Linked DNA regions of Mus musculus: all the other regions are linked to region 3. The links are chromatin loops, found by intact Hi-C in ENCODE. Cell type or tissue: left cerebral cortex. All regions are shown on one strand. Each heading gives the region's core, and the rest is flanking DNA. Links, peaks and the distances in the headings are about the cores only. Region 1 overlaps Sh3gl2 (SH3-domain GRB2-like 2). Region 2 has its middle 18 kb from the start of Adamtsl1. Region 3 has its middle 42 kb from the start of Sh3gl2. Region 4 overlaps Sh3gl2 (SH3-domain GRB2-like 2).

Evidence for each region. A loop is a pair of places that touch in the nucleus more often than their neighbours do. Peaks named below come from ENCODE experiments on the same cell type or tissue, not always from the same donor. Only the 100,000 strongest peaks of a DNase experiment are listed, where the experiment ranks them.
Region 1: a loop joins it to region 3, with 3 times the contacts of the local background. A loop is called at or near these places in 3 of 42 quality-filtered maps.
Region 2: it touches region 3 in a loop (3-fold over the local background); 2 of 42 quality-filtered maps call a loop at or near these places.
Region 4: a loop joins it to region 3, with 7 times the contacts of the local background. A loop is called at or near these places in 27 of 42 quality-filtered maps.

What each region holds. Positions count from the first base shown.
Region 1 is chr4:85,270,751-85,278,769 of GRCm38, forward strand. All of the region lies in intron 1 of Sh3gl2 (SH3-domain GRB2-like 2), which reads left to right. Among named protein-coding and RNA genes, the nearest start is that of Sh3gl2, 69 kb to the left of the region's middle. In left cerebral cortex, for the core only: a CTCF peak has its summit at 2,936; DNase peaks (open chromatin) are centred at 2,262 and 2,906; H3K27ac peaks cover 1,179 bases.
Region 2 is chr4:86,032,218-86,040,236 of GRCm38, forward strand. It overlaps a transcript of Adamtsl1 not described here. Among named protein-coding and RNA genes, the nearest start is that of Adamtsl1, 18 kb to the right of the region's middle. In left cerebral cortex, for the core only: no CTCF peak of the experiment used is centred there; a DNase peak (open chromatin) is centred at 4,560.
Region 3 is chr4:85,159,268-85,167,286 of GRCm38, forward strand. No RefSeq gene overlaps it. Among named protein-coding and RNA genes, the nearest start is that of Sh3gl2, 42 kb to the right of the region's middle. In left cerebral cortex, for the core only: a CTCF peak has its summit at 3,673 (motif pointing right); a DNase peak (open chromatin) is centred at 3,677.
Region 4 is chr4:85,388,202-85,396,220 of GRCm38, forward strand. It overlaps Sh3gl2 (SH3-domain GRB2-like 2), which reads left to right. Exons shown (of 9, transcript NM_019535.2): 9 at 1-1,179. Among named protein-coding and RNA genes, the nearest start is that of Sh3gl2, 190 kb to the left of the region's middle. In left cerebral cortex, for the core only: a CTCF peak has its summit at 3,855 (motif pointing left); a DNase peak (open chromatin) is centred at 3,771; H3K27ac peaks cover 367 bases.

The DNA of each region.
Region 1 (8,019 bases), core at 1,784-4,283, 110 kb after region 3:
GTGGTTCAGGAAAACAGTACCGTGGGTGATCTCGCCAAGCTGGCAGCTAGTCCCTGTGTTGCTAGAGCTACACTGTTGCATTATTTTTACTGTCTCTTGGTGATGGATTCTTTCAGTCATTGCTTATCTAAAGAACTCTTGATTGTGCTATGGTTTTGAGAAATGTGTATTGCTATGGAGTGGCTATTAGGATGATAACTTTTCATTTCCTTTTGTTTTTATATTTCTAGTATTATCTTTATCGATTTACTGATTCTCAGTTATTTCTGTTTTCTCCAACTCTTGATTCTGTAGTTTGTCCAATGTTTCTCTGACTTCAAACCATTTGTTTTCCTGCAGGCATGAGGTAGAGACCTCAGCCATGTCTTTGTATTTGCCCTTCGTGGTCCCGCCCCATTGCTTATTGTACCCTAATTATCTTGCCTGAGGCTATTCTAAATTATTTGCCCTTTTCAAAACAGTATGTGGTGGTTTATTGCCTGCTGGTGTCTGTCTGGGCTTTGAGGGCTGCCTCAGGTGCAACTATGAAAACCCCCATTTCTGTCCTTTACAAATGACAGCAGTCTCTGATGCTCTGTTTCAGCATCACAGATATGTACTGAAGCTATGACACCTAACCATGCCTAGAAAACTTGGATGTGGACAAAGATTTTTTTCTAAGAAAATCTAATTGATAAGGCCAAGGAACAGATTAAACTGTGTTATAAGTAATAAAAGTAAGGCTATCTCTTTATCCTGTGGATCACTAGAGGTGCTGGTTGTATAATCTGAAGTCATGACTATTCCATGGTATAGAAGAGTTTTGTTGTAGATGAGAGAGAGAGAGAGAGAGAGAGAGAGAGAGAGAGAGAGAGAGAGAGAGAGAGAGAGAGATCTGAAAGAGTTAAGAGCAGAGAAAAAAAGAAATAGATGAAGACTGGGCCTAGCCAGGTCTATCTGTAAGATAAGGGAGACTATCAGTGGACAGAGACTAGGGAGAGCATACAAAGTAGAGTAGCAACACAAGGAGGAAACAGCAAAAGCAGCAGGATTATAAGGATGAGCAGTTGAGGGGAGGGAAGCTGGAGAGAGTTTAGGGTAGGGGTCAGAAAAAAAAGAAGGGCTGGGGTGCTGACATGGACTTTGAAATGTGTAAGAGTCACTTATGACACTGAGGGAGCCTGGACACCATCATGAGCTTTGATCTGCTGATAGGTACCAGGGTAAAAATATGTCCCTTCAGAGGTAAGGGACTGACTCCTTTTGGTACATGGGAATGGGTTGTATACGTTCCTGAAGACGATAGGTTTTGATCTAACCCCCAGAAATATTTAGAGATATTTAGACTCCCCTTTGGAGTTTGGGGAATTGGAGTTTCCTTTGGACACTGGTGAAGTGGGTTCTTATGTTCGATATTCTCACCATGTTAGACTGAGATCCAGTCCTTTCTCTGAGAAGTTAGCACCTCCTCTGAAGCTAGGCTCATGTCACTGCAGGAGAACATCTTTGATGTTAGGCATTTCCAGCAGGAACTAAAGGAAGTCAGGGCTCTTCAGTGGTCAGTCTGTCTTTCCTTCTATGCTCGGCACTGCTTCAGTTTCCTCCCTGACACTGGCAGATAAAGCCGAACTCTAAGTAACTTATTCTGCTACCTTCCACAGAGTCTCTTGAGAGTCCCTGACTGCATGCATGGTGAGGGCGAATGAGCAGCAGCTTCTGTAGCTCTAGGGGGCCACAGGGGTGAGGGGCACAGCGGGGAGAGAGCCCAAGGGACCAAAGCTGTCACTCACCCTGTAAGGATGTGTGGAACCAGACAGGACAGCAAAGGCCAGTGCTCATATGACATGTAGCTCATGGCAACTTAATTTTAAGACAAAGCCGGGGAGATGAGAACAGTTACATTTTAGTGGTTGAACCAAGCCATTTTTGTACAAGGGGAGAGCTTCCTTGGTGAATATTCATGGGGAAAATGACAGGAAGCTGGCATGGCAGGGGGGTTCATGATAACCTGGCTTTGAATAGGTAGAAAATACCCAGCTTATGGAAAAAGAAATGACAGAGAGATGTTTTTTAACTGGAGAACAGTAGCTGGATGGTGTTGTTTACATGGAAAGTGTTCATTCTGCCTTTTAGGCTTAGATTTTACCCCTGCTCTAATTAGCAGCTTGTAGCTGTCATGCCAAGGAGAGGCCAGCATGCTGTGGAAGGGCGAGGGGCGCAAAGCTAAATGAGAATCTTCTTCCCTCCCAAGTCAGAAGACAACCAGAATGGAAGTGTTAACATGTCTGTGGGTGGATGCCCCTTCTGCTTGCAGAGCCCAGCTGCCTGGCCTGTCTCTGTCTGTCTGTTCATGAATCTTTTATACTGTCTGCTGTGGTGGTGGCTGCATAGTGTTCAGAGGTTTCCCTTGGGTCACCCCATGCTTAGAGGGAGGGGCAGCGGTATTTTTCTCCCATTGGGTCACCCCATGCTTAGAGGGAGGGGCAGCGGTATTTTTCTCCCATGTTCAGTGAGGCTTCCTTTATAAAACACATGGTAAGCAGTCTCACAATGCAGTACTAGGATGCCTCTTGTTTCTTGGCTGGGCAGCCGAGGTTTTGGTTTTTTGGAGGACCTTGTCCCTGACACGAGCCTGGCCATCAGACAGACTAATGCAGAAGCATAGATTAGAATCCAGCATGGTCGGGGCCTGAGCATCTTGTGAGAGGGACTTTGAAAAGAGAAATCATGAAAATGAAGTTGTAAGTAAAAGTGAATCTCACTGAGTTAACTCGTAGTTGCTATAAAAAGATCTACTGAACCATGGGAAGTCAATGCATTATCCAGTGACAGAGTGAAATGTCCCACTGCTAGGATGTTGCTCGACCACAAGGCATAGAGGAAACAAAATAACAGCAAAAGACAAAGTACCAGCCTCTGGTAGGGCTTGGGCAGCCTCCACTGCCCTCTGCTTGTGGACAGAGGAGGTGGCAGGAACAGTGACCTTAACTAGGACACAAAAAAATAAATGTAGTTCTATTTAGCAGATGTTCCCAGAGCCAGTGGCTCTTTGCTATCGTGTGAATAGTCTTCAGTGGGTGGAGGTGATGAGGGGGTGTTGGAGAGACAATGCATTTTGTTTTCTCCTGAGAATTCTGTGGACACTGAAGGGGTTCCAAGTCCTAGTCTCTGTGCAGAAAGCAGTAAGTGAAAACTGGAGTATAGCAAGCCAACAAGTTGGACAACTACCACCACCACCACCACCACCATCATCATCATCAAGCCAACAAGTCAGACAACTACCACCATCACCACCACCACCACCATCATCATCATCAAGCCAACAAGTCAGACAACTACCACTATCATCAACATCATCAAGCCAACAAGTCAGATAATCACCACCACTACCACCACCACCACCATCATCACCATCACCACCACCACCACCAATACATAGAGGGCTCCTGTTTCCAAGCAGCTAGAAAGACAACAACAAGGAGTAACCCCTGTGAGCTGTCGGCCTTCTTCTCTGATGGTGAAAGTGGGTATACTTTATGCAGTATGTCTACTGCATGCTTCCATTTTTCCTCCTTGAGAAGGGAGGGAAAGTGGTGTTTGGGAAGTGGTGTTATGAATGAAAAAAAATGTCCATTCCTATAAGAAAATGCAATTCCTTGTATGCTTTAGGTTTCTTGTAAGTTGACTCTGAGTTGTCAGTGTCTGAAGCTATCTAGGAAAGGCTAAAGGCATGTAAGTGAATTTTCTGGCATTTACCCACCATTTTGCATGGCCTGTAATGGGTGAGCTCTAAGAATGCAGGGTCCTCAGAGACTTCATCCCAGGATTGCTTCTTGTTACTGATAAGGCTTTCCTGTCACTGTTACATAGCCTAATGATTCCTGGACATTAGCCCACCCTATGGGTCAAATTCCCTGCAGACCAACCTGAAGATGAACTATCAGGAAATAATGCTGTTTAGATGAATTAATGACTTTATAGAATTCCAGATTTGAATTCAATAATTTTAGGAAGTAAGTTTTAGGAGATGGTTTTAGTTGCTTTGCCAGAAAAAATGTAATAAAGTTAGTAAGAATACAGTGTGCCCCTCCTCACAGAATAGTAAGTAAAGCCTTCATAATAAGGAATATAATGAGTTTTTACAATTGCACTGAAAAGAGACAAATTTGTGATCAAGTAAAAACATTCATTCTAGGTCGGGACCAAGGATGAAGCCGCAGGTGTGCACTGTGATAAAACAAGGCCATGTGAAACTGTTGCTTTGAACTTATAATGAGCTGGTAGAATGAAACACTGCTTCATTAAGCCTTTTTTCCCTCTTAATCCCCTGTTGCTTCCAGTAGTAATTAATTACCAAAAGCCAATGGCTTTTGGCCTTAGAATAGTAAATAGTTATAAACAGAAGAATCTCCAAAGATAAAAATGCTGTGGCCAAGACCACTAACACCATACCCCTTGCTGCCTTTTCTTAGGACACTTTCATGCCGGCTGGACTCTGGCATGTCAGAATTATTGAAAGAAAGTTAAAGGGATTGGGGACACTGTACGGTGATAAAGTGCTTGCCACACAGGCATGAAGACTCACATGCAATGTCTAGCATCCATGTACAAAGCTGAATATATTGGCAAGTTTGTAATCCCAGCACTGGGGAAACAGGCACAGAAGAATCACTGATGGCTTCCTAGCCAGCCAGCTTAACCCACTTGACAAGTCCCAGTGGGCTGCCAGTCTCAACAGACAAGGTAGAAAGCTTACGAGGAACAAGACCTAAGAAGTCTTCTGGCTTCCACCCCGGCCCCCCCCTGGATAGGAACACACATCCATATATGTACATACATATATGCACACATACCCAATGAACTAAGGATACATTTGTTTTATATTGAAGGTTAATAATCAGAAATGGTTAGAAGAAGCCACATGGTATACATTATTTTGTGGGTGGTAATGAAAGTTCATAGCATAGCAATTTTGTTTCCTGTAGTCAAACATTGGATTCATTTTAACGCATCACAATAAATAAGCATTTGAAACAGTGATTGCAGTGCCATTACCTTATATGCTGAATGGTGACATTGGTCTCTTTCTCCAGAGCACCTCTGCTCCTTAAGCCTGTTTCCAGGCACACTGCACGTAGATGAGCCATGTGGTGGCCCCATCCCTGCAGGTCCAGTCCAGCCTGCTGTGTCCCTAGGGAGAAACCAGAGGTGGGTTCAGGCTACTATAGACAGAAACCCACACTTCTTGATTTTAACTGAGTGTGTCTTTCAATCCTAGCCTGTCATAGTTTTTATCAAGTTTTCATTGGTCGATTCATCTCTTAAGTTCTCTGAGTGTCTTAAAATCATTTTTGGCAGGAAGTGTTTATATAAAGAGGCCTCCTCTATCATTGGATGATGGTGTCTAGTGATGTGCTTTTTATTTCTAATGAAGTATTTGTTTAGATGCCGTACTAAAAATTTATATGCCCTGATGTCAACTGAAAGTGTATGTCTTCAACATGTAAAACCTTAGTCTTGTTTGGGCTTGTGAACTGAACACCTCCTCCCAGCTGTAAAAAGCCACACACACGCCAAAGGTTCTACAAGGCTGACTGACAGAATGTGGCCGTGGAAGGCTGGAGCTAGCCTGTCCACAGCCAGGTAAACTTGGGCCATCTTTAGCCTCTTGAATAGCCATTTATTCCCTCTTTTCTGTTTGACCTAATACCCTTGTGCCTCTTAGAGAGAACTCTTTCCAGAATATACAAAGAGGGCACCTAGCTTCTACAAACAGAAGATTAGGAGTGTCATCAGGGCATCTGAAGCCTGTAGCAGAGATGTCTCTGTTTTGCTTTTAACTACCTAGTTGATGTTCTCACAGGTGGATTTTACAATTCCTGGGTATATGGTTTTCTCTGTAAATTGCTATGAAAACGTCATAGGACTGGTATTACTTTAAAGTATCATGTTTGGGGTAACCTCGAATCTGTGTTCTTTGGCCATGGACACGTTTTGTCTTCAGAATGAACTATCTATGTCGTATTCCATTTGAAGTGAGAGCTGTGGTTTTGCTTCACAGGGATTTTTGTTAAAGGCACTGCTTTGGTTTAAAGCTCAGCTTAATCACAGAAGCAATAAAACGTTACAGCATTAATTTACAGCACCGTGGTGGCTTTAAGGTAAATTGACCTTAATTTCACGGGCAAATGAACTGGTCAATACTAAGGAATCAATTCTAATAAAGTCTTTTTTTTGTTTGTTTGTTTTCTTACTGGCATGCTCATGCTGTAACTTCATGGGTGAAAATATATTAAAGAAAGTTTGTAAACAAAATCTAGCTTTGGTTCTGTTTAGTATTAAAGTAAAATTAAGCTTCCAGTCTTTGGATAAATAGTTGTGTTGAATCATTATGAACTAACCACTTCTCTCAGAGCTCCTTGGAACTATACTATCAATCAAAGAAAACACATGGTGGAACTTGTGGCTCTAGCTATATTTGTAGCATAGGATGGCCTAGTCATCAATGGGAGTAGAGGCCCTTGGTCCTGTGAAGGCTCTATGCCCCAGTATAGGGGAATGCTAGGGCTAGGAAGCGAGAGTGGGTGGGTTGGGGAGCAGGGGGAGGGGGGAGGGAAGAGGGGATTTTTGGAGGGGAAACTAGGAAAGGGGATAACTTTTGAAATGTGAATAAAAAATATCTAATTTTAAAAGAGGAAAAAACCCAAAATATTATTAACAAAAAAAAAATAGTTGTGTCGACATAACTTTCACAATCATCAATCTTACTTTCTCATAAGAAATGTTAGTGCCTGCTAGTGATCAAATGTGATTGATCCTGGAGTCACTGGGAGTGTTCTTTGCTCAAAAATAGGCTGAATGAAAAGACTCATTCTGGTGATAATTAGAGGACAAAGCTATCTGTCCATTTTCTTCTGCTCTTGGACTGCTTTACTGGGAAGCAGGGCCTCCTTCTCCTCCTTTTCCTCTCCCTTTTCCTTCCTCCTTCTCTTCTTTCTTCTTCCTCTTCCTTTTCCTCCTGCATCCTCCTCCTTCTTCTTCCTCCTCCATCTTCCTCCTCCTTTCTTCTTCTTCTCTTTTTCCTTCCTCCTACTTTTCCACCTCTTTTTTCTTCCTCTCCTCCATCCTACCCACTTCAGTTACGTTTATTTTTTTGTCAGTCTCACTGTTGTAGCTTTGGCTGGCCTGGGGCATGCTGCACAGACTAGGCTAGTCTCAAACTCACAGAGATCCACCTGAGTGCTGGGATTAAAGGTGTGCGCTACCAGGCCTGGGTTCTACAGTTTTTGGAAAAAAGATCTAGAAGAGTTTAGAACTCCCTGTGATATGTTGCTTTTCTAAAAAATTAGCTGTTATTAGACAGTATTTAAATTCCTTGATTTCTGCATGAAATGTGTTGATGTTCTCTGTATAATATTATTTCATCAAGTCATTTTTATTAGAAAATGTCTGTGTAATTATTTGATGAACGTTTTGCTCTGATGGTTATGCAAGGATTAGGAGGTCTGTTCCTCTTTTTAATGAGTGATATTCCTCAGAAAATGAGCAAACTGACTGTATTACTTTTCTTGTTGCTGTGAAAGAACACTTAGTAGAAGAAACTTAAGGTGAGAAGGGTTAATTTTGGCTCACAGTCCCTGGGGATACAGTCTATTGTGTATGAGGAAGCATGAGGCAGCTGGTCACACCAAGTCTGCTCAGAAAGGCTGGAGGGAGGGAGGGAGAGAGGGAGGGAGGGAGTGAGGGAGGGAGGGAGGGAGGGAAGAAGTGAGAGAGAGAGAGAGAGAGAGAGAGAGAGAGAGAGAGAGAGAGAGAGAGAGAGAGAGAGATTGATTTTCTGTACATGAGCCAGCCCATGGAAGGATGCCACTATAGTCAAGGTGTGCCTTTCCTGCTCAGTGTAGTGTCCTCAGAGACATTCACAGAGGCTCCTGTGAGATCTTTATCCTGGTAACTTTGATAAGATGAACTGTCACACCAATAGATCATAAAATCTGTAGAGTATCTGATTGGCTTTTGTAAAAGCCAGTTTACTGAAAG
Region 2 (8,019 bases), core at 3,319-5,818, 870 kb after region 3:
TATAACTCAACCCTTTGAACTCCATTGGAAATGGAAAACAGAAAAGGCCTATTAATTAAGTAGCAAAAATTATCCTGAAAATGTGTCAACAGCTCAGATATTTAATTTAAATAAAATATTATGATTTGTCTCCATTATTAGGGCCAGTTATCTTTCTGTTTCTGGACTATATAGTATATGACTGTACTATGACTTAATTTTATCTGCTGCTTTTCTATTAGAGGCAATGTGTTTGATTTAATCAAGTCATAAATAATTAGAAAAAAAAAGTCACATTAAAATTAATATTTCCTTGTTGGTACAATGTACTTTGATAAATAGTATTGTTAACTCTCATGTTGTCAAACTTTGCAAAGGCTTGTGTCCAGAATATGTTAAAAAAAAAGTCTCTAATACCTCAGTAATACAAAAATTAGCAACTCAGCATAAACTGGACAAAATATCAACAGTCAGAAAATAGACATGTCCAGAAAATTTACATGAGAGGATTTTCATAAGCACTTTCCAAAATGTATCCTGAAATCACAGTGACATACTACTGCTACATACCTAGTGACGTGGCTGACACTTTAACATCTAACAGTCCCAACTGCTGGCAAGGACACAAGCAAGCTGGTGCCCTAACACTGTGGTGAGAATGTAAAATGAGAAAGGTACTTTGGAAAACAGCTTAGCAGTTGCTTATGTTAAACATACACTTACCATATAACTCAGAAATCCATTCTGAGATATTTATACAGGGGGATGAAAATGTATCTCCATGCAAATATATGTATAGGAATGTTTATGGCTGCTCTATTCATAACCACCCCAAACTGGAAGCCTCCCAAATATCCACTAACCATTAAATGAATAAACAAATGTGTTCTGTCCACACAGTGGATGGATATTTAGTAATTGAAGTGGGGAGGTTAACAAAGGGATACAAAAGCTCCTTGGAGTGATGGAGCTATCCTGTGTCATGGTTGCTTAGGGGGTTATGTGACTGCAACTGTTTGTCAAAACGCATAGAAGTTGAAGTGGGTGGCTTTTAGCTATTTAAATGATACCTCAGTAAACCTAATATTTAAAAAATACTTTGGAGGTATAGCATGACAGCACTGTTATTCAATTATTATAATATGTGTTATGATTTAATCGCAATCAGTCAATAAAAAGGCCAGTTTTATTTTTAATTTGAAATGGGTGAGTAATTAGCTTAAAGAAAATTATCATTCTTGATGCCAGATAGACTCAACTATATTCGTACATCGTACATACATACATCAGTGTGTGTGAGTGTGTGTGTGTGTGTGTGTGTGTGTGTGTGTGGAGAGAGAGAGAGAGAGAGAGAGAGAGAGAGAGAGAGAGAGAGAGAGATCTTTCTCTGTCAAAATAATCGAATAGGAGCAAAGGTTTATTTTGGCCACAGCTTTAGAGTTTCTTGTCTATGGTGGATTGGTCCCAGTGTTTGGGCTTATGTTAACGGAGTGGATCACAGCTGTGTTCATGCTAACCAGTTTCAGAGCTCTGTCATGCTGACCTAAACTTCTTTACCTTCTAAGAGTTCCACCTGCCAGTAGAACCAAGGGCTACAAACAAAGCTTTTAATACAAGAAACTTTGGGGAACAACAAACTTACCAAAATCTTTACCCTTACTGAATGTCCTCAAAAGTGATTTACTTTTTTAAAAAAATTAAATTGGGAGATTAGAAGAAACAATATGGTTGAATGAAAGTTGTCATCTGAAGTCTCTCTTTCTTAGTAGAGCTAGACTCGGAATGTCCTTATGGAGATCAAAATACCCTCTTTCCAGAGAGGAAGAGGTGGCTCATGGGTTAAGATCATTTCCTACTCTTCTAGAGGACCCAGGTTGGGTTCTTAGCACTTACATTGGTCCTCAGTACCTACATAAGTTGGTTCGCAACTGTCTCTCATTCCAGCTTTCAGGGGATTTGCATATACCAATGGGCAGATACAACACTGTAGTTGTAAGCCACATGTAAGTCTACATGAACCGGTTACTCCTGGAAGGCAGGCTGGGGCTGAAAGAGAGACTAGACAGCGAGAAAAGAATGAAGCCAAGACAAATTTTCTCTGATCAAGGCCCGCGAGTTTACTAAGAGACTGTGCTTATAAAGGGGGAAGGTCCATTCCCCTGCTAGTCCATTCTTGGTGCCCGGAGCCAGCCCAAAGACCCTGCGCAATGAGGATTGACTCAAAGGTGTCACAGCAGGCAGCAATTGACACATCAAAAAAGAGCCAGACAAGTCAGAAAGCTGCACCGCAGTGACCCCACTTCAGTGGCAACAAGGTCTGCACCAGCCAGCTTCAGGCTGGGGGAGGCTACACAACACCTTAAAACTAAACTTAAAAATAATAAATACATAAGATACATAACTTAAAAATAATCAAAACCAAATCTTTAAAAGTAAATATAGTCTATTTCCAAAGCCATGCTTTTTGTTTTGTTTACATAAAATTATATAAAACTGGAGTATAACAGACTTCCAGGAGGAATTATTTCATTGACTTTTAAGACAAGCACCATCATTTGAGTTCATGGAGTTTTGATTCAAGGAGCCTTCTTTGAAGCTAGGCTTTGGAATTGTTCTTTTATTTGGTATCCTGACTTTTTGCACCCTTGATTTTTCACTTAGGCAAAGTTTTGCCAAAGTACTTTTGGAAATTCCAAGAAATGTGACTTAGAAGTGTTTCTGGGGTGGATGGTTAAGTGGTTGCTGCTTAAGCAGGAGGACCTGAGTTGGATCCCTCAAAGTCCCTATAAAAGTGAGTTCTAGCAACGAAAGCCTGTATTTCAGTCTTTGAAAGGCAGAGGCAGGAGGATTCCAGAACCTGTTGGTCAGTTAGTATAGCTGCTGTGGCTAATTCCAGCTTCAGTGAGTGACTCTGTATCAGAAAATAGAGAATGGGAAAGACACTGAGTTGACTTGTCGCCTTTACATAGTCATTCACAAACACATACACAAACGTACAAGCACATGCATGCACATGTGAACATATATCTACATACACATGAACACACATACATACACACACACACACACACACACACACAGAGAGAGAGAGAGAGAGAGAGAGAGAGAGAGAGAGAGAGAGAGAGAGAGAACTGAGATTGGAGGTCATCAGAACATACAAACGTATCCAAATTCTCCTGAAGTTCAGATTTAGGAGAAAGTCCATATGGAAGTTTCTTCCCTGAAAATCATCATGTTTGCAAGAGTGTATGAAAAGCAGGCTGTGCACATGCATATCTCCATGTGAGAACTCACTGCAGTGCTAATTTTCATGGTAGGGCAACTGTATACAGTGCTCTTCTGTCACCATCATCATTGTTATCACCGACACCGTCACTTAGGTCATCACCAATGTAGAGTTCATTTAACATCCACAACAACACCACTTTGTATCTGTACCATGGCACAGTAAAACTTACGTGTCTACATTGGGTCATTTATCTGCACCCTTATTTTGGTCATGTAATGGGACACAAATCAGGTTTCATTCAAAATACTGCTTGGAATTTATTAGAGAAACTATTGCCGCTTTTTAAAAATATTCACTTAATATTGTGTGACTTAAAAGGCTCTTGTATGAAGATATTTATCTGATTGCTCCAGAACGGAAACTTAACATGCTCAGTTTCACATGTTATTAATTAGTGCTATCTAAGCTTGTTGGCTCATTTTGATACTTCTTGAAGTCTAAAAAGGATGAAGCCCAATGCCTTAATGCAAATATCTCAAGCACACCCGAAGAGTCCACAGTTACCTCTTTCAGCTACTATCCTGACATGGGCTTGCATCCGATACTCTTAGTGCAGACTTCTAGAGAGCAGCGTCTGGATCTTGCCTGGCCTCGCTTTCCTTCTGGCTCTCAATTTCCTTAGAAGTTTGTACTGCTCTCTTTCTTTTTGACAATGGAACCAGGAGTGGTGAAAATTTGAAGTTTCGTTGTATCTTATAAAATAATTATAGGCGATGAGATTAATAATCAGAAAATAAAAATGATTGTGAGCATGTGCCACACCAGCCACCATTACCCACACGATACGGAAGAGCATCTCACACCGCATGAACAGTGTCCTCTGTTACTGCTTCAAATACCTAGGGGAGACAAAGTGGAATTCTGTGTTTCACCTGTTTTATGAATACAGCACTTTCCCTCCTCCACCCAATTCATGGGGTTGAGTGGGTGTGAATATTATCTACATACCTAATTAATCATGAGTTTTATTACATCACTTCCTGTGGATCTCCTAAATTTATATTTATTGAAAACTGCTTAATCCATCAAACTAAATTTGCTATTCATTGCGAAGTGAGTTTCAGGTATGAGAGGCTTAATATGGAACCCGATAGCCTCCTACTTATTAACATTGTGATTTCTCTCAGTGCTTTACGGCTCACTTATAAATACATTTTTTGTTCAAACAGAATAGTGCATTCATAGTCACGATTGTATACAGGTACAAGTTGTTCACTTTTCTCAAACATTTGGAAGAAATACAAACAAAACCCATATGTTTTAAATATTCCACAGAATACCTTTTTCCCATGTGCTCATATGCTACAAATGTTTTTAAGCTGGTACCATTCCAAAGGAGTACCACTTACACCCTCATTTTATGACACATATTCCTAAATATATTCATAAATGCATTTCACTTATGTGTATTTTAAAAACTAGTAAGTCCTAAAATACCTCCCTTCCCCTTTCTGTATTTCTCTCCCCGTCCCCCTCCCCCACTCCCCACTCGCCTCTCCCCCTCTCTCCCTCTCTTCCTCACCCTCCTTTGCCCTCTCTCTCTCTCTTCTCTCTCTCTCTCCTTTCCCTCTCTACCTCACCCCCTCTCCCGTCCCTTCATTCTCTCTGCCTCTCTCTCCCTCCCCCTCTTCCTCTCTCCCTCTCTTCTTCTCCCTTGCTCCATCTCTTCCTTCCTCCTCCTTCTTCCCTCTCTCCTCTCTTTGCTATCTCATTCACACAAGTCTCACATTTTCTCAAACATTTTATAAGAATCTAGAGTGACTTGAAATGGCATCTTATCTACTCTCCTCCTCTAGAAGAAGGTGTGCCTCAGTTGATCTAAACCAATAAGAGTATAAACAAAAACTTTAAGCAGTGAATTTTCTTAAGACACATGTAGCATAGACATCATATAACAAAAGTTGCCAATTCTCTTCCTGGAAAACAAATATGTATGTATATAGACATATCTACAAAATTTCAGCTCACTTACTAAGAATTCCCAACTCCAGCAGTGTGAAATGCTCAAAGATCTAAGATTAATATCCCCCTGATTAAAAGTTAAAGAAGGAAACTCAAAATGTGTGCTTGTGTAAATTCATTGTGTCTTGGATACATAATCCAAAATCCTTATCTCTAACTAAAAGCCCTCCTATTTCAACTTGTTCTCTTCATTGAGGTCATAAAGAACAGTTAGTCACCATTACCTTTCATATTCTTGAAGATCACATTAAGCCCCACCTTGGATGTGTCCTCACCAAGATAAATAATCCAGGCTAAGTAACTCCAGTTTGGCTATACCTTTTCTCAGAGGCCCCATTATTCAATTCTTAATCATCTTGGTTGACTTCCTCGGAACAGCCTTCAAGTTTTCCATACCCCGCTGAGGTTAGAGATGCTGTAATTATTCCTCGGACTCCAGGAAAGGCCTTCACAAGTGCTGTTGGTGCTTGATAGACCTTGTTATCCCGATAGCCTGGGTTCAGCCCTCACTTTCATACCCTCCTTCTGTGCTGTGGTAGACTGCTCCACACGTCATCAGTGGGCTCTGATTGCTCAGGCTACTCGACATCCCATTTTCCTAGGTAAAAATCTCCTAACCAGGGCACCAAGGTTGTGAACAGATAAAATTGCAAGTACACCATTTGCAGGCTGAGCAAGGGTCATCAGACACGATAACCCAACATATTCATTTCATATAAACTTCTACAAACATCTTCAGCTGCCTGGACTTCTTTTTTCTTTGTTCAGTAAATGTATTATTTCCTTTTCTTTTCGAGTCAGGAATATTTAAAAATAAAGGTTCATCCAATTCTGGTTTTCAAATATACATCCCTTTGTCTCTCTGGAAACTGAGAGTACTTTTAGTTTTTTCATTGAGATCTTCCCCAAATGAATATTGGCCTCGGAGTACACCACAGTGTCTTCTGCACCTTTACGCCACCTTGAGCCTGTGTCAGCTATCTCTGCAGCATGGCCTTTGCTACTATCTGAAATTACCTGCTCCTTTTAATGTTTTTGTTTCATATTTTTTTCCAGAGTACAGTGTAACCACCGCAAAACTAGGCATGATATCTGGCTGTCCCTCTCCTGTAAAATCTAAAACAGTCCTTGGAAATATGCATAGTCTTTTCATTTTAAAAGAAACTCTTCCTTCTCCTCCTCCTCCACTGAATACAATTTTGTCACCTCACACTTCAAAATCTTTAAATTATGTGTCCTTAGGGAAGCCTTTAATATCTATGTACTTTATGTATGTTGTCATCTATCATACATTAGAATGCTGTGGACTTTTTATAATGACTGCTCTAACATGGACTCGAGCCACAAACATGGGAAACGATTTTGATAAATTAGAGGGAATACTGATATATCAGTTAATATAAAATGAAATTACAGAAGGAAATATTGGTATATTTAGCATATACCAAAAATGATCAATTATACACAAAGAGACAAATGCCTACATGGAATAGTTTCACCTCTGCAGCATCTCTCTGTCCTCAGAAAGCCAGAATGGATCCTGAGTAGTTCTTTAGACAACAGCACAGGAAGCTAGAGAACAAAGAGGACCTGAAAAAAGCTACTGGGCCTTCCCTTTCCCCCAGGGATACAGAAAAATTCCTACTTGTAATTTTCTTTAGACACATTATGTTTCAATTTAAGAGAAAAAAACAAGGTTCTTTTTACCTCGAGAATTCTTCAGCTTGCTCCCATTCTGTCTTAGCTCATGCACAATCACACGTAGGCATAGCTGACATCCACTCTCCTCCAGGGACAGAAGAGAGGATGTGTCTGTGTCTCAACAATCAAATCTATTCCATGCATGAGGCTGGGGTCCATGATCTTGGCTTCTGGGGTTCTAAATCACTAGGTACATGCAGTGCTGCCTCTCATGCCTTTGAAGAATAAACTGCCCGCTCACATCCTACCCATTTTCTGCTGTTGTGAAAGTTGACCTCAGGATTTTAAAGAAGAGCTTTTAAAGCACTTTGGAAAACTCTTTTTTTTATTGAAATCAACAGTTTGAAAAGATTTGTGTCTGTGTTCATAGGAATAAATAATACAACCTAATGGTGACTTAGTGTATATATTCCAACAATAAAACATAAACACACACACACACACTCAAGGGTTTACCCAACAATTACATCCTTATTATGTGGGACATACCTGTATTTCATTAACTATTTTTCTCTTGTTTTTGATGCTTGTTATAAAATGTTGATTCTCTGATTTATTAATGGATTAACTCATGGTTAAATGGCAACTTACTTTCCCTATGTAGGTATGAATATAATATGTGAGTACTTGAGTGTAAAGCTTGTAGATTCAATTATGGTACATGCTAGCTTCTCCTTGACTTAGTTCATAAGATTTCCAGAACATTCCTTAGAGAAAACAGCTTAATCGAGGTTTAATATATGCTGAGTAGGGTTGGGCCAGGAGATGCTGACTGAAGAGGCATTCTGTCCAATGGTAATGGGAAATCTGAGTGACTCGCAAAAGTATGCTTTCCTCATGGGTGAGGTTTTAAGGCCAGAGCAATAAAATCTTGGATCTTGAAAGGACTGGAGTAGTTCTTTGATTTTTATGACAAAAATATTTTCCTGCATGTTCTGAGCTCAAAGTTTCTGTATCGACAGTATTTCAATAAACAATATTGCTATTTGAGAAGATATGTTTTAAACAAATGGAACCTTTAAAAATATACGTTGTATGTTTTTCTAAAAGTTGTCACAATTACTGAATTATCGAGGTCACCCTGTTAT
Region 3 (8,019 bases), core at 2,304-4,803:
TTTCTATTTTAGTAGTAGTAGTAGTAGTGGTAGTAGTAGTATAATACGGTGAGCATGTGCCTCTCCATGCACATGTAGAGGCCAGAAGACAACTTTGTGAAGTTGTTTCTCTCCCCTCATCTTTACATGGGTTCCAGGGTCAAACCCAGGACCCGTGCCCTACGAAAGTCTTTGTCCACTGCATTATCTTAAGACAGCAATAAACTAAAATAGAAATGTCTTTGGACAATATAATAAAGTACTTAACACAAAAATTGTGTGGATAAGGACTTAAAGGACAAGATTAATTAGGTTTTGTGAATGTTTTCAAACTTTAGGTAAGTTGGTATGCATACTAGATTAGTGTTTTAAAACTACTTGAGTAAATGGTGCAAGATAAACACACAGATGTGATTACCTCTTTGCCTTTGGTCCCTTCAGGTTAAAGGGATAGTTTATGAGTTAGCACATGATTAAAGCAAACATTGTATCTCCAAAGACTCTAATTCCAGAATTTTACATTCACAAATATTTTATTACACTCATGGAGGGTGTGAGTATTTCAGGAATGCTCATGGATGAGAATATAAATTCTTACTGCAGTCCATTTGACATGTTTTTCCTGTGTAGGCAGAATGTGTATGCTACTGTGTGTCTGTTTATCTGCATGTCTCTGTGTGTGTGTGTATGTCAGCACGTGCATGTGTGCAGTTGAAGGAGTCAGAAATATGACTCTGTGTATGATGAAAATCATGAATAGTAAGAGAAGGTTAGAATGATGTAAGAATAATGTCAGAGTTGAAGATTCTGGTTAACTCAGTGGAGAGAGAGTCGAGGACCAATGACTCTTACACTGCAGCAGCAGTGTGCACAGCTACCTACAACTGAAGTCTGGGCTTCTATTAACAAGCATCTTAGAATACTGGCTGATCCAAGAACTGGAGGTAATTACTACAAACATTGTGTAGTGCCAGAAAGAGAAGCAGCAATTAGAAAGAGAGAATGTGCCCATAAGAGGATGCCAGAGGAGGCAGGGACCAATCCAGAGGGCTCTAAGAACACTGTGATCCACAAAGTAAATATAGCTGGCCTTGGCAGAGCAAGCTTGTAATCTCAGCTCTTAGGAGATTGGGATTTTGATGCCAGGCTAACAATATAACCTGCTTGGGATATGTAGCTAGATGTCCATCCAGTATAAAATAAATATGTATATGCTCAAGTAGACACAAATGAGTGATTATGAAGACAACTGAATGAGAGTGAGTTGTCATCTCTCTGGGTATCCCATACATGCAATGGTGATGGAATTTGCCTTGAGATAGGGTAAGCTTTACCTCTTTCCTCCCCAGAACCCCAAAGCCCCAGCTCAAACACAGGGAAATCATTAGGTAGAGCCAGGTGGCTAGAGAGCCAAGACACCCCCCCCAAACTGCCTTGGTGACCAGAAACAAGCCAGAGGCTGTCAGACCCAACAGATGACCGTGACATAATGGCTGGCTCCATGTTATCTAGGTGGAATTCTGGGACAGCAAGAGGATATTACAAGCTCAGAGTGTAGTGAGGCTGTAGTGTAGTGTGCCTGCCTAGCATGGCAGACTCGGGGTCCAGTCCTTGATCCTGAAAAGCAGGGGTGGGATATTAGGTACTAAGTAAGGAAATTTAAAGACGCCTGGATAAACTATCAATAATCATCTATCAATACTGATTCATCGAGCCTAAGAGATGCTTCATATCTCCAATCCAAATCCCTGTTTCCCTGAAAGTGGGATGCTAGGACAAGCACCTTGGTACCCTTGCTGAGCTATCTGGACTTTCTCATGGGGGCAGCAAGCGTTCAACTGTGCTTGTTCCTGGCAGTCTTTTCCTGGAGAGTTCAATCCATGATCGAATCAAAAAGCCATTGCCTGTTCCTGCACCGATAGATAGTAGTTCTTGGTTTTACTTTGCACCTCAGTATTTGTTTTGTCATTTCTCAGGGTACCCCGCCCCTGCACCCTACCCCACCCCCCAACCAAAAAACAAAACAAAACAAAACACAAAACAAAAACCCTGCACTTGTTATCTGGCATAGATTTTCCAAAAAGACTAAGTGTTTCTCTAATTGACCTCAAGATGGCAGACTTGAATAAAAGATGATTTCCATTCTAAAGTCCTGTGCTTATCAAATCTCTCTCTGAAGTTGGAACCTTGATATTGCAAACTTTATATGCCCCAGTACAGGGGAATGCCAGGGTCAAGAAGCGGGAGTGGGTGGGTAGGGGAGCAGGGCAGAGGGAGGGTATAGGCAACTTTCGGGATAGCATTTGAAATGTATATAAAGAAAATATCATATTAAAAAAAAGAAGAAAAGAAACCAGTTTCACTATTTCCTTTTGAGTTTTAAAATGACACATTCAAACTTCTTTTACATTGCCTTCCTTGATAGCTTCTTACAAGGACAAAACTTACTCAAATTTCCTCCTAGGAAATTGAAGCCATTTGTAAAGACACAAAGGTCTCTGAGATGGAAGAAAATGGGAGGTGCTCGTTTTTCAGAGGCTGTGGTAACTAACATGGGATTGAGGGAGAGCTTGCTGATGCTGTCCACCACAATGCTGGACTCTGTGCTTGGGGACAGGTCTCACAGCATGGCTGTGGCTGACTGGAACACATTCGCAGTGGTGTCATGGTGAGGATTTCTTTCGGATGCGTTCACCTCTCTTGCTGTGAACATCACTAAAAAGGTAGATGACAGAACTCTAGCCGGTGACTTGCGGTCAACAGTGTCTGAAGCGTCCCCAATTAAGGAAAGCAATGCTCTTATTCAACTTTTAAAAAAAATGCCATATATTTATTGCCCCTCTTTGCACAGTTTTGTCAGGAGAAGCAGCATAAACTGACAGTTAATAGGCCATTGCAGCCAGGCATTTAAGTTCAGATCTAATTCTGCTTCTCCTGGTCTTCTCTGAACACTTCTGTAGAATAAAGATTATGATATTTCTGGGAGTTGCAGTCTAAGAAAAGATTAACTTAGGACAAATAGACCACACACACACACACACACACACACACACACACACACACACACACAGAGTGCAGTTACACTAAAACAGTCAGTATCCTTGTGGAATGACAATGAGGAAAAGATGACTATGAAGAAAGATGAATCTTCTCGGACGTCAAAACGAACACAGGATTCAGAAGGAATCGGAGGAAATGCCCAGTTATCTTGTAGACCTTGAAGTGTTTACTCAGAAGCAACCGAATGCAGCTGCCCTCTGTCCACGGACAGGCTGAGGAGAGATCAGTCGGCTCATTGGTTTTGTCAAACCCCAAAGCACAAACCCCTAATATCTAAAAGCCACGTAGTCAGAGATAGACCGTCGACTTTTGTTATGGAGAGCAGACTGAGCAGGCTCTGCGGAAATTGGGAGCGCCTCCTCTTTTCTGAGTTGTATAAATTTTAGAAGACTCACTACAGGGGTTAGCATTGCTTTCGCGGACCCAACCCCCCCCCCGCCCCCCCCGGAGCGTTCTTCCTGTTGCTGGGGGCTTTGCTGCTTTTTGTTTGTAGACTCACGCTCTCTAATGCTAAACTTGAAACACTGGAAGACCCGGAACTCACTGTACATTGAACAAAGCGAGCTATCAACATCAAAATGAGTCAGATAGGCCCATTCCCAGTAAAAGCCTAGCGTCGCGGACGCCAGTGAACACTGGAGGGCAGTAACACACAGCGCATATCGCCTCTCTCCCTTAAACACTTAGTGAAATGAGTTAATCCGGTTTTTCTCCAGTTCTCCATGTTGAAGATTATTTCCCCATAGTTTTTACTGGTCCAGCGAGAGATGGGCTCCATTTGGCCTTATTTCATGGTGGAATGATCAAAAGATGTGTTTCTTTATATTTGTGTCCTCAAGTCGTACCCTCCAGCTTTAAGAGCTGTTAGATAGACTATGGCTGGGCCTGGGCTGCCCAGGCTGTTTTCCTAGCTATCGGGATGAGGCACGAGGGAATGTGACTTCTGCTTGGCAGATCTTTTGGGGTTGTGCTCACCTTGAGACAATTGAGGTGAAGCACTGTGTGTGTGTGTGTGTGTGTGTGTGTGTGTGTTGGCGGGGGGTGAGGGGGCATGCTGGGGGTGTGTGATAAGAAGCACCCTGTAGGAGAGAAGTGAGGAGACCTATGGTGCCAGAACAGATGGAGCACAAGAGAGGCCGGAATTGGCCATCCTCCAGATGGAAGGCAACATGAGTCCCTGTATAGAGCCAACTCCAGCAGAACACACAACAGCATCCAGGCCCTGGCTTTCCAACCTTGGCCCAACCTGGAATGGTTCAGCTCAAGTACCACAGCTATCACTCTGGGGACTTTGGACAGGGAAGGGCACTAAAAACCAATCCAAAATAGGAGATTATCACAACACTCCAACTTTGTAAGCAAAGGTTATAAGCTTTTACAGAGCATAGAAGAGACAGAAATTGACAAAGATGTGATGGCGCCCAAAAATATGTATAAGCTACAATTTCAAATGGAGAAATATTTACATAATAGCTACTGAGTGTACAGGGTTCCTGCCGGAATCAGGCATCGTTAAAACTCATTCAGTCCTTGTGGATGGTCCCATGTACCACGTACCACAGTATTCCGTGTTTTATAGACCGTACTTGGGACAAAAAGATGCTAAATGACTCTCTAGGGATGCCCTGCCTGTAAGCATCAGGGCTGAGATTGAGCCCAAGCAGCAGCTCTTTACAGTATGAGAAACACGAAGTTTCTTCCTGAAATGAAAAGAAACTTTTTGAGTTTTAGTATCTGGGTTTGCTGTGGAGTCCTTTGAACACCGGCATTGTAGATTTGCACAAGGAAAGACGCTGCTCTACAATTAGTAAGGGATGTGAAATCCATGCTGGGATTTTACTTGTATCTCAACCTCACCTCCTGACAAAGGAAACTGTTTTAACTTGGTACACCCATTAGTAGAAATCAAACATCCCTAGTGGGACAGCTCGTCTTTCTGATCTTTTTAGCATTGGAGATATCTGGCATGGAATCTAAACAAAGAATGTGTTCAACAAATATTTACCAACTGTTTCAGCAGCTTCAATAAATATTTTTGCTTGAGTAACTATTCATTATGGGTGAAAATATATCTACCAGAAGTTCTTGTTTTACTATGGGTCATAGCAGGAAAGCAGATTTTGTTAATTTTTAAAGGATGAGAAAATTTATATTTTATAAATGTATAAAGAATCATTGATGGTTTCCTAGCAGGTCCATGTATTTAACAGAATTGTGAATGACAAATTCAGTATTCCCAGTAGTCACACACCAGCATAATTACCTTATTTCAGCTTTCCAGAAAGTCTTACTCTTTATATTTTGCAGATGAGGAGGCTGAACTTCAGAGTGTTCTGGTAACTCGCCATACTGGGCAGAACTGGGAGGTGTCTAGCTCCAAAATGCTTCTTCTTTGTATGATACATTTTCAAATCAAGAACTCATCCTAGCCAGGTGTAGACGTTGACAAGTGTAACACGGACACTCAAGAGGCAAGGCAGGAAGACAATGAGTTCAAGGTCAGCTTGGTCTACTTAGTGAAACTATCTCTCAAAAGTCCTCTCCCTGAAACGCAATCCACAGCCTCTGGGTTTGACTTGGGGCTTGAAACATTGTGGTTTCTTTTCTTACAGGAAAGACAGTGTGGAGGTTCCTGGCTGCTGGCCTAAGGCCTTGGAGAAGCCCTCAGCATTAAGAGATTTTCCTGGCCTTTCCTTCATAGCCGCAAGTGTCAGGGAAGAAGAAGGGAGGCAACACTTGCCCAAATGCAGAAGCTTTCCTGGGAGCTCCATAGCAGATTCCCCTTTCCAGGGGATTGGACAAGCAGGGCTGACAAGGAGGAAGACTTGATATAAACCTCAAAGCAGTGTCTGTACTTAGCAGTTTTGTGCTTCACTGGGGGGTTCCCCACAAAGCTATCTCCGCAGCTTCCAGGCACTGCTCTGGGTTCATCTTCCAGGGGAGATTCTTGGTCAGGATAACAATGGAGGTTTTGAGTAAGCAGGGCTACCTGCTGGTTAACCCTGGCCCTGCCAGCAGAGTCATTTGCAGGTATGCTCAGGGCTTCATACTGTGGGCACTGGTCTTTTCTTTTGTCTGAGTTTTGGTGTTCAGGAACCTTAGAGGGAATAGCAGATGAAGATTCAGAGGCTGATCTATTCCTGCTTCACTGTCCACTTGGAGACCTGGAGTTCACCCAGAAGACCCGTGAGCTCTTTGAGTTTTCCCATTAACACAAGGTGGTGATAGTTTTCTTTTTTTTTTCCATTTTTTATTAGGTATTTAGCTCATTTACATTTCCAATGCTATACCAAAAGTCCCCCATACCCACCCAACCCCAATCCCCTACCCAACCACTCCCCCTTTTTGGCCCTGGTGTTCCCCTGTACTGGGGCATATACAGTTTGCAAGTCCAATGGGCCTCTCTTTCCAGTGATGGCCGACTAGGCCATCTTTTGATACATATGCAGCTAGAGTCAAGAGCTCCGGGGTACTGGTTAGTTCATAATGTTGTTCCACCTATAGGGTTGCAGATCCCTTTAGCTCCTTGGCTACTTTCTCTAGCTCCTCCATTGGGAGCCCTGTGATCCATCCATTAGCTGACTGTGAGCATCCACTTCTGTGTTTGCTAGGCCCCGGCATAGTCTCACAAGAGACAGCTACATCTGGGTCCTTTCGATAAAATCTTGCTAGTGTATGCAATGGTGTCAGCGTTTGGATGCTGATTATGGGGTGGATCCCTGGATATGGCAGTCTCTACATGGTCCATCCTTTCATCTCAGCTCCATACTTTGTCTCTGTAACTCCTTCCATGGGTGTTTTGTTCCCGATTCTAAGGAGGGGCATAGTGTCCACACTTCAGTCTTCATTCTTCTTGAGTTTCATGTGTTTAGCAAATTGTATCTTATATCTTGGGTATCCTAGGTTTTGGGCTAATATCCACTTATCAGTGAGTACATATTGTGTGAGTTCCTTTGTGAATGTGTTACCTCACTCAGGATGATGTCCTCCAGGTCCATCCATTTGGCTAGGAATTTCATAAATTCATTCTTTTTAATAGCTGAGTAGTACTCCATTGTGTAGATGTACCACATTTTCTGTATCCATTCCTCTGTTGAAGGGCATCTGGGTTCTTTCCAGCTTCTGGCTATTATAAATAAGGCTGCTATGAACATAGTGGAGCATGTGTCCTTCTTACCAGTTGGGGCATCTTCTGGATATATGCCCAGGAGAGGTATTGCTGGATCCTCCGGTAGTACTATGTCCAATTTTCTGAGGAACCGCCAGACTGATTTCCAGAGTGGTTGTACAAGCCTGCAATCCCACCAACAATGGAGGAGTGTTCCTCTTTCTCCACATCCACGCCAGCATCTGCTGTCACCTGAATTTTTGATCTTAGCCAATCTGACTGGTGTGAGGTGGAATCTCAGTGTTGTTTTGATTTGCATTTCCCTGATGATTAAGGATGTTGAACATTTTTTCAGGTGCTTCTCTGCCATTTCTTTCCTGTTTCTCTAGGTTACAGAACATACCAATTAGCACTCTGTAATTATGGAATTTTTGTATATAATGAAGAGTTACTACCCTCACTGAGTCCAATAGCACCAAGAGATGGAGTGATTTTGTCATCTCTTGGGTTACAGAGTATAGATCCCCAGTGTGGGGCTGTGCTCTCCCTTCCTCTGTCCCCTCAGGAATGACACAATAGCTCATTTCCCCTTGGGTTAACACTGTTGGTCATTGTCCCTAATGAGCCCACAGTTGCATTAATGTTTGCCTAATCTTGTCGCTGTTGAAAGTTCCTATCGAAAGTTCTACCCTACACTGCATCATCAAATCAACTCCTCTCAGGCTGCTTTCACTGTGGCAGTTTCTCATAAGAATTTAATAAATATTTATTCAAAGGATGGGAAATTAAACAATGTGTTTAAAAACTTACTAGAATACCCTATGCCAAACAAGTTCTGGCACATGTCTTTACCCTACGTCTAACTGCCTCTG
Region 4 (8,019 bases), core at 2,537-5,036, 230 kb after region 3:
TCCCCTCACCAGCAAGATGTCTGCTGGTTTAAGCAACTTGGTCTCTTGATGCCATTAGCAAAAGTATTAATTGTCCAAAGCACCTTTGTTCACTAATATCTATCTATCTATCTATCTATCTATCTATCTATCTATCTATCTATCTATCTATCTATCATCTATCTACCTACCTATCTACCTATCATCTATCTATCTATCATCTATTATCTATCTATCTATCTATCTATCTATCTATCTATCTATCTATCCATCTATCTATCCATCATCTATCTACCTACCTATCTACTATCCATCTATCTATCTATCCATCATCTATCTACCTACCTATCTACTATCCATCCATTTATCTATCTATCTATCTATCTATCTATCTATCTATCTCCCTCATACTTCTGAGACATGGCCAGTTTTCTTCCCTCCCTGCTGTTAAGCACTTGGCAGATGAGGGGGGGGGTCCCATTTATTTCTGAGTGAGATGGTGAGCAATCTGTATGTTGGCTGAAAAGAAAAAAAAATCTCCAGTCTGAATTGGGAAGAAATCTGGTCTCTAAGCTCAGATTCCTTGCTGTACAGAAGCTGTGTATATACGTAGCCCGTTTCTGAAGGGTACAGGAAGGGGGCACGGCTGTCTTCCCTTCTCTGTTTACTTACCCAGGAATCAGTCCATTCCCTGAGTCCCTTTACCACAAAGACGTAGGAGAGAAACACTAGTAAGCATTTCCCACTCCATAGAACAAGACAGTGAGCATCGCTCCTTCCCACGTTTACTTGTTTGTGTTCCTTGAACATCATTTGTGCATATTCTGCCCTCAATGAGGACCAAATAAAGATGATTTTTGTGCTTAGCAGTTTAAGGTATGTGGCTGCATATGCAAACCCCTTTTCCACTCCAGTCATTACTTTGAACGCCTCCCTTCCTCATTTTGTGTGTACAGTGCTGTGTACGCTGATCAGTGTTGGGTTTTCGTTTTGTTCTCCTTTCAGTTATGGAAGTCCCGATAGGCACCCAGAGTTCTATTTATCTAGCTGTACAGGCTCCTTCAGAGGTTTAGCGTGCTGCTTCCGATATGCCACTTGCGGTAGTGGATCGTGTGGAGTGAAAGGCAAATCTTCCTGCTTAATGTATAAACTCACCACGGGAAGCACTGCTGTTTCCAATAAACATTGCTGAAGACGAAACAGAGGCTTCTGCTTCTTCCTTTTTGCCAGTTCTCTGGGCTGACAGTGGGTGGGCTGAGATTCTCTGGATCTCCATTGCCTTTGGATGGAGCCAATCCAGACCTGGTCCCAACCTCATCTCCAGCTTGGGGCATGTGGGGCAAGTTCCAGAAACAAGTGGTGAGTTAGTTTAGTAGGCACTTGCATCACTAATTCCAGGATGAAGAAGAACTTGGGGGGAGAGAGTAAGTCCAGGCAGCTGGCTCCTTGAAGTCATGTGATTTAAGAAACAGTGCTGTTGGCAGGAGAACACAGTGCCAAATAGAGAAAATGAAATAAGTTGGCCGGGCTTATGGCTATTTTGTTTTTAATTTTTCTTTATTTTTAATTTCATCCATCTATAGAGTGAAATATCATCTCTACCTCCTAGTTCCTCCATTAATTCCTCCAATGCCCCCCCCATACACCTTTCAACGAATTTCAAGTCTTTAAGTCCAGTTAGTGCTGTCTGCATGTCCTTGTGTCCCTGGGTGTGGCACCATGCACTAGAGCATGGGAAACCCACCAGGGGTCACACCTTCAGAGAAGGAAGGATTCTACTGTCTCCAGAAACTCTCCACTGCTAATAGTTCCTCAGTAAGAAGTGGGGTGTGGAGGCAGCAGGGATATAAAGAGTAAATACCCTCCTAATTTTACAAGAGAAAAGTGGGGACTATAGCATGTGTCCAACTACTGCCCCCCAAAAGATGTAAGTTCTTTTTGCAATAACCTTTAAAAATCATTTCATGGTGAGGCTAATCATATAAAATACAATTTACCACACATAGAAGAAGAGAAAGAAAATAATTCAAACAACAGACCAAAAACAAACAGACAGAAAACAAACAAAAACAGACCAAAAACAAACAAACAGACCAAAAAACAAACAAACAAAAACCTAGGCCAACAGGGAAGGGGTGCATGGCCTACACAGAGCAGGAGGTCAGGAGTTGTGTGCACTCCCAACAACGTTTTAGCCAAACAATCCCTTTAGCTTTAAGAGGTGCATTCATAGGGATGGTACTTAATATTTTCGAAATCCAAAAGGAAACTAACAGCAAGACTCTGCACCAGAGGGTACTCTCAATGTGAGCCAGTGTCAAACGAGCTTCTCCATATGATGAGAAAACAAAACACATTATTTTGTTATCTTCCAATCACATTTCTCCTTGTGATTACACACCAACTAAAGCTTTCAGAAGGCTAGGGGAAATGCAGGCATGTTTTAAAGACCTGAGAGTCCCACTTTCGTCCCTCTCTGGCAGGTGCTTCAGGGTATCCAGGGGAGTCCAAGTCAGTCTGTCAGTCACTGTTCTGCCTAGTTTTATGTCAAGGACTCAGGCTAGAGTCATTTGGGAAAAAGAAACATCAAATAAGAAAATGCCTCCAAAAGATTGGCCTGTAAGCCTGCTTGTGAACATTTTCTTAATTAGTGATAGATTTGGTAGGGCCCAGCCTGTAGTAGGTGGTATCTCCCCTAACAGGTGGTCTTGGGATATACAAGACAGCAGGCTGAGCAAGCCAGTAAATGGCACTTTTACTGTATCAGTTCCTGCCCTAATTTCCTTGGTGATGATGAACAGTGGGCTATAAGACTAAATGAACCCTTTCTTCCCCAAGTAGACTTTTGGTTCTGGTGTTGATCCCGGCAACAGAAAACCTTACTAAGACAAACATTGTGGCAGTTTCCCAAGAGACTCCCCACTTGAGGTAAGTTTGGGAAGCAGTACACTATGTCCGAGTATCTTAAGTCAGCAGACTGCTATTCACAGGCATTTTCTTAACCATTTTGCTCTGACTTCTCAAAACAGTTATGTCTATAGATTGATTCAGTATGATTTTACAAATGTATTTCCACCCTCACCTGCAATGATACCACAGACTTGTACTAAGACTCCATCTGCCTGGATTCCCCCATCTTGCAGTCATTAGTTGATGTTCTCCTGGTCACTCCATGTCTTGTGATGGAACCAGAGAAAGAATGTCTACTGCAGGGCCATGCTTCCACTACAGGGTTCCCTGTCAGAACTCTTCCTTGTTTGGACTGATGCAGCCCACAGTTCAAATTAAGAGTCCCAAGGATATAAGCTGCCAGGGTAAAAGCAGAGATCATAAGCTCTTCTCAATCTTCTTGTATTCTCACAACAGACTTCTGACTCTGTCACCTGCTGGCAGGCCAGGATCTGCAGGTTTTACAGGTATCCCATCCCACTCCATCCAGACTCAATGCCTGTGGTCTACAAAGCCACACTCTAAGTGAACCTGGTTTATCCTAGGAAATTGTTTGGTGATTCAAGGAAAGCTAGCATGAGTTGTCAAACAAGGGGGAAAGAAGGAACCAGTTTCCTTTCACCTTGTCATACAACTGTTTCCAATGGAATAACAGAGAGAAGCATTGTGGAGTTATAGGTCAGTCCTAGACATCAGAAGTCACAGCCTTGTCTCTTATAGGGACATCAGAGATCTGAACTTATGTGGGAACCAGCAAGGGCAGGAGGAGGGTAGCCCATGAATTTGATGAAAGCTGAGGCAGACTGACTCTATACTCAGGCACCAAATTTGCAGTGCTACCTTCTTGCATCATTCGGCCTTTACATTCCTCCCACACTCTTGTTTTTTTCCTGAGTAGTTTTATGGGGCCTAGATTGCCCTCTGGTGGCCAAAATACACACATTAATTAACCCATTTTTTAAAATCTTGATAAATCTAATAATTTTGTGGGATATTTTGGCAGTAGCAGAGCTTAAGATCTCCCTTCTCCTTATGTGCTACCCAAGATGTTACTCCTTTAATTGGTTGTTCTCAGTAGGTCTTAGTGTCAGACTGATATCCAGTGAAATGTAATCTGCAGAAAGAAAACCCAAGTCTTTTTGCTCTTCTAATGAAGAGCCAGCATTGTGGACTCGTCGGAGTAATCATTCAGCATTCGCAGTCACTGTGAATGAACTGCCTTGTGCTCTGTGTCCTTTGCTACCTGGACCGCAGATGAAAAGCAGTTAACCTGGAGCTGTCACCCTCAAGAAATTTCATCTTCTGGGACAATCGTAAAAGTTACATTCAGCATCTATCTTGGTTGCTTTTCTACTTCTATGACAAAGTACCATGACCAAGGCAACTTAGAGAAGAGTTTATCGGGACTTACAGTTACGGAGGCCGAGTCCATGACCATCACAGTGGGGAACATGGTGACAGGCAGGCATGGTGCTGGTGCAGTAACCGAGAGCTTACACCCTTAGCAGCAAGTAGGAGGCAGAGAGAGTGAGAGTTAACAGGAAAATGGCACGAGCTTTTGAAACCCCAAAGCTCATCCCAGTGATACAGATCCTCCAAGGTCTTACTTCCTATTCTTTTTCAAACAGTTCCACCAACTGAGTATTCAAACATGGGGGCCATTCTCCTTCAAACCAGCACAGCATAAGCAGTATTCTTAGAAGGGATCATTTGAAAGGTATTTTATGGAGGTATAATTATATACAATGAGTTTATACGTGTGTGCAGTCAGCCCTTCCTGCTCTCTCTGTCTTCAGGATACCTGAGACTGCTGAGTATTGCTGTAAAGTACAAAATTTGAGGCAATTTCGTTAAATGGATAAATAATACTGGCACAAACAGTCATCCATCTGGAGAAATACCCTACTATGTTCTCCTCCATGAATCATGCTTTCCTGAGGAACTCTGTGCAGTATAGCACCAACATCTTCCCCTGTCTACTGCAGACTATGCCTGTAGTAGGTAGGGCAGCCTCCAGGTTCTTGAATATAAGTCACAAGAGAGCTCTCCCCATGCTCACAAGCATTTTCCAGTTCACACTAGAGTTCTCATATTCAGCCTCAGTTCAATGCTTTTGAGACCCGCTGCCACTTACCTTCCCCCAGTTTCGGCTAGTCTGACCAAACTCTTCCTTCAGTGTGAAGATGCTCTCCCAGAGAACTTGCTGTATCTCTCTGCTCCAGCTGTGCTAATGCATGATACTTTATCACCATGCATGGGGCAATGAGCTATGCACAAACAGCTTGGTCTCCAGTCCAGTTAAGAGGTGGAATCCCGGTGGACTCAATGGGTGGTGGTAGTTTTCACCTACATGGGACCTCATGTCTCCTGGACCCCTGTCTCCTGTCGAAGTTACTGCCCCCCACAGCCCCCACAGGAGAAGTGTGTGGCTAGCAGTCACATATACAATGTCCCAAGCTTCTGGCCTTCTGGCTAGACTCCTCCCAGTCACCTAGCAACAGCAAGATAACAAGACCACTATAAGAGGGGCTGCTTGGCCCCACCTCACTCCCTCCCTCTTACTCTTAAGCTTTTACTTTCCTTACTGTCTAAGCTCTCTCTCTCTCTAAGCTTTTACCTCTCTCTCTCTCTCTCTCTCTCTCTCTCTCTCTAAGCCTTCACTTTTGTCACTCTCTAACTCTCTTCCTCTATTTCCCTTCCCCCCTTTTCTCATCTTGGCCATGGCCAGTCTCTCTCTCTCTTTCTTTCTCTCTCTTTCTACCCTTTCTCTTTCCCTTTGCCTTTCTACAATAAAGCTCTAAAATCATAGACTGTCTCTGTTCATCAAGGCCCAACGTGGTTGGACGATGGGCTAGGCTTTCTTCTAACGAGCTGCTTCTAACCTCCCACCAGAAGGCCTTCCTGTGCTCCAGCCACAGACGGGACTAACGACTCTCGCCTGTGTGGGAATCTCTCTCCCTCTGTTCTCTTTATCTCAGAAGCCTGGTGCTGCCTCGGGGCCCCTATTCTGTTCTTAGCTCCTCTGCTGTATCCGGCATGGGATGCCAGAGACTGAGAACCTGGTACAGGGGCTTCCCCTTGTCCACCCCCTGCCATGTGGGGTCAGTGGCTTCACAGAGCCAGATGCCCACCTGGAGCTGTGTGGAAAGCTTTCGGCAGTCCTCCCATGTCCACCTGCCCAGAGTACCGGAACTCTGACCTGACGTGGGCACTCTCTCTCATGCCCCTCTTCCCCTACACCCACAGCCCAACAACCATGGAGGCAGAGAGAGGTATCACCTGCCGACCAGTGTCTCAATCCAGGGGTGGCTGGCTTTTCCCAGGGAAGGATTTTCCCCTCTTGTCTCTAATGGGCTGATTCAGTAGAATCCAATACTGCAGATAGCCTAAGGGGAGTTTGAAGTGATATCCATACATACTCCCCACCACACCGCACAGCTTCCATTCAATTCATTTCTGCCCTCCTTGCCCCAGCCTTAGTAATTCTTGTTATGTGGACACCTAGTCAGCTCCATCACAATTTCCCGTGCTTCTGTATATAAGAACTCTGTTTATCTTACAGGTTTATCTCCATTGCTGGTTCTGAGGGTCTTAAAGGCTTCCCTGGAGGCTCCCTATTTTCACAGCGTATGTTGCTTTGACATATAGTCATGATTTTGTTTTCAGGAGGTTCAAGCCCATTACTAGACAAAGTCAGTGCCACACTCTTTATAACTGTCATTGCTGAGTCCCATGTCTATTTACCTTCTACCTGCATCTAACCCAAGCCCCATGGGGAAAAATTACTAATTATGATTCTTTGTTTCTCAGTGACCCCCCCTGGATTGCTAGCCTTAAGTTCGCCTAACTTTGGGAGCTATGTGTAATCTGTATCCAACTTCAATTCAGAGCACATGATTCTCTGGACCATTTCTAGTTTTTGTAGTATGATATGCCAAAAGACGGCACCTAATGAAAGGGCTACCATATAGGCAGATTGTTCTGAGATAGTGAACCCAGAAAGCAGGTCACCGGTACAGTCGTTTACCAGTACATCATTTGTAACAGTACATCATTCGGGGCAGTTGATTCAAGGCACATAATTGAAGTGTTCAACCTTGATAGCTGCTGCTTGATCCTGTTGGAGTCTCCTGGGACCTCTTCACATGTGAAGGAAAGGAAAGGACTCCTGTATCTCCACTTCTGAGTTTCTCATGGCTGAGTGGAGGTGAGAACCGCAGTCTTAGCCCAAGGCAAGACATTGTTTACCTGTGTCCATACAACCCAGTGCAAGATCCAAGGGGAGTTTGAAGTGATATCCATACATACTCCCCACCACACCACACAGCTTCCACTCAATCCATTTCTGCCCTCCTTGCCCCAGCCTTAGCAATTCTTGTTATGTTTAGGGATGTTCATCTGGTGCAACAGAGGAAAGCCACTACCTACAGGAAGTGTGTTCTCACAGTATCTTCTGAGCCCTCTCTCCTACATTCTCCATGCACAGTTTCTTCCTGTGCACCTCTGCTTCTACTTTGTGTTCTTTGGAAAGACCATAGATGTTTCTTGAGGGGTAGCCTGTGGGTTATACTCTTCTTCCAGCTTTATCAAAATTACTTTACCTGCCCATTTGTTTTGTTTCCATTCATTTCATTTTGTATAGTGTCATGGGGAAGGGGGGAATTACTGTCTTCCATGGCCATTACTGATAAAAACCTTATTCTGATTAAAACCTTACTTCTATTTTAAACCATTTTATTAATTCTTAGAGAGAATTTTGTACATTGTAGGCTGATTCCTACTCTTGTTTTAAAAGTCACAACAAGATAGAATTATCTGGTCCATGAATGAGAGGCCAGTCAAGAGGTCCATGCCTGTGTCTGTCTGATTGCTATCCAGATGATAAGTTTAGTGATTGTGGTCTCTGCTTATTGTCATAATCAAGTCCCAGGGGACTGGCATGGCTCTCAGTGATGACTGCACCTGCACAGAGGGTTTGTGTGCACACGAGAGCGAAGCCTCTGTGGCCACTACCAGGTGAGTAGTTCCTGGAAGAAGGAATGCATGTTCAGACATATTTTAAGAAAACATAGGCACACGGTGAGATCTAAC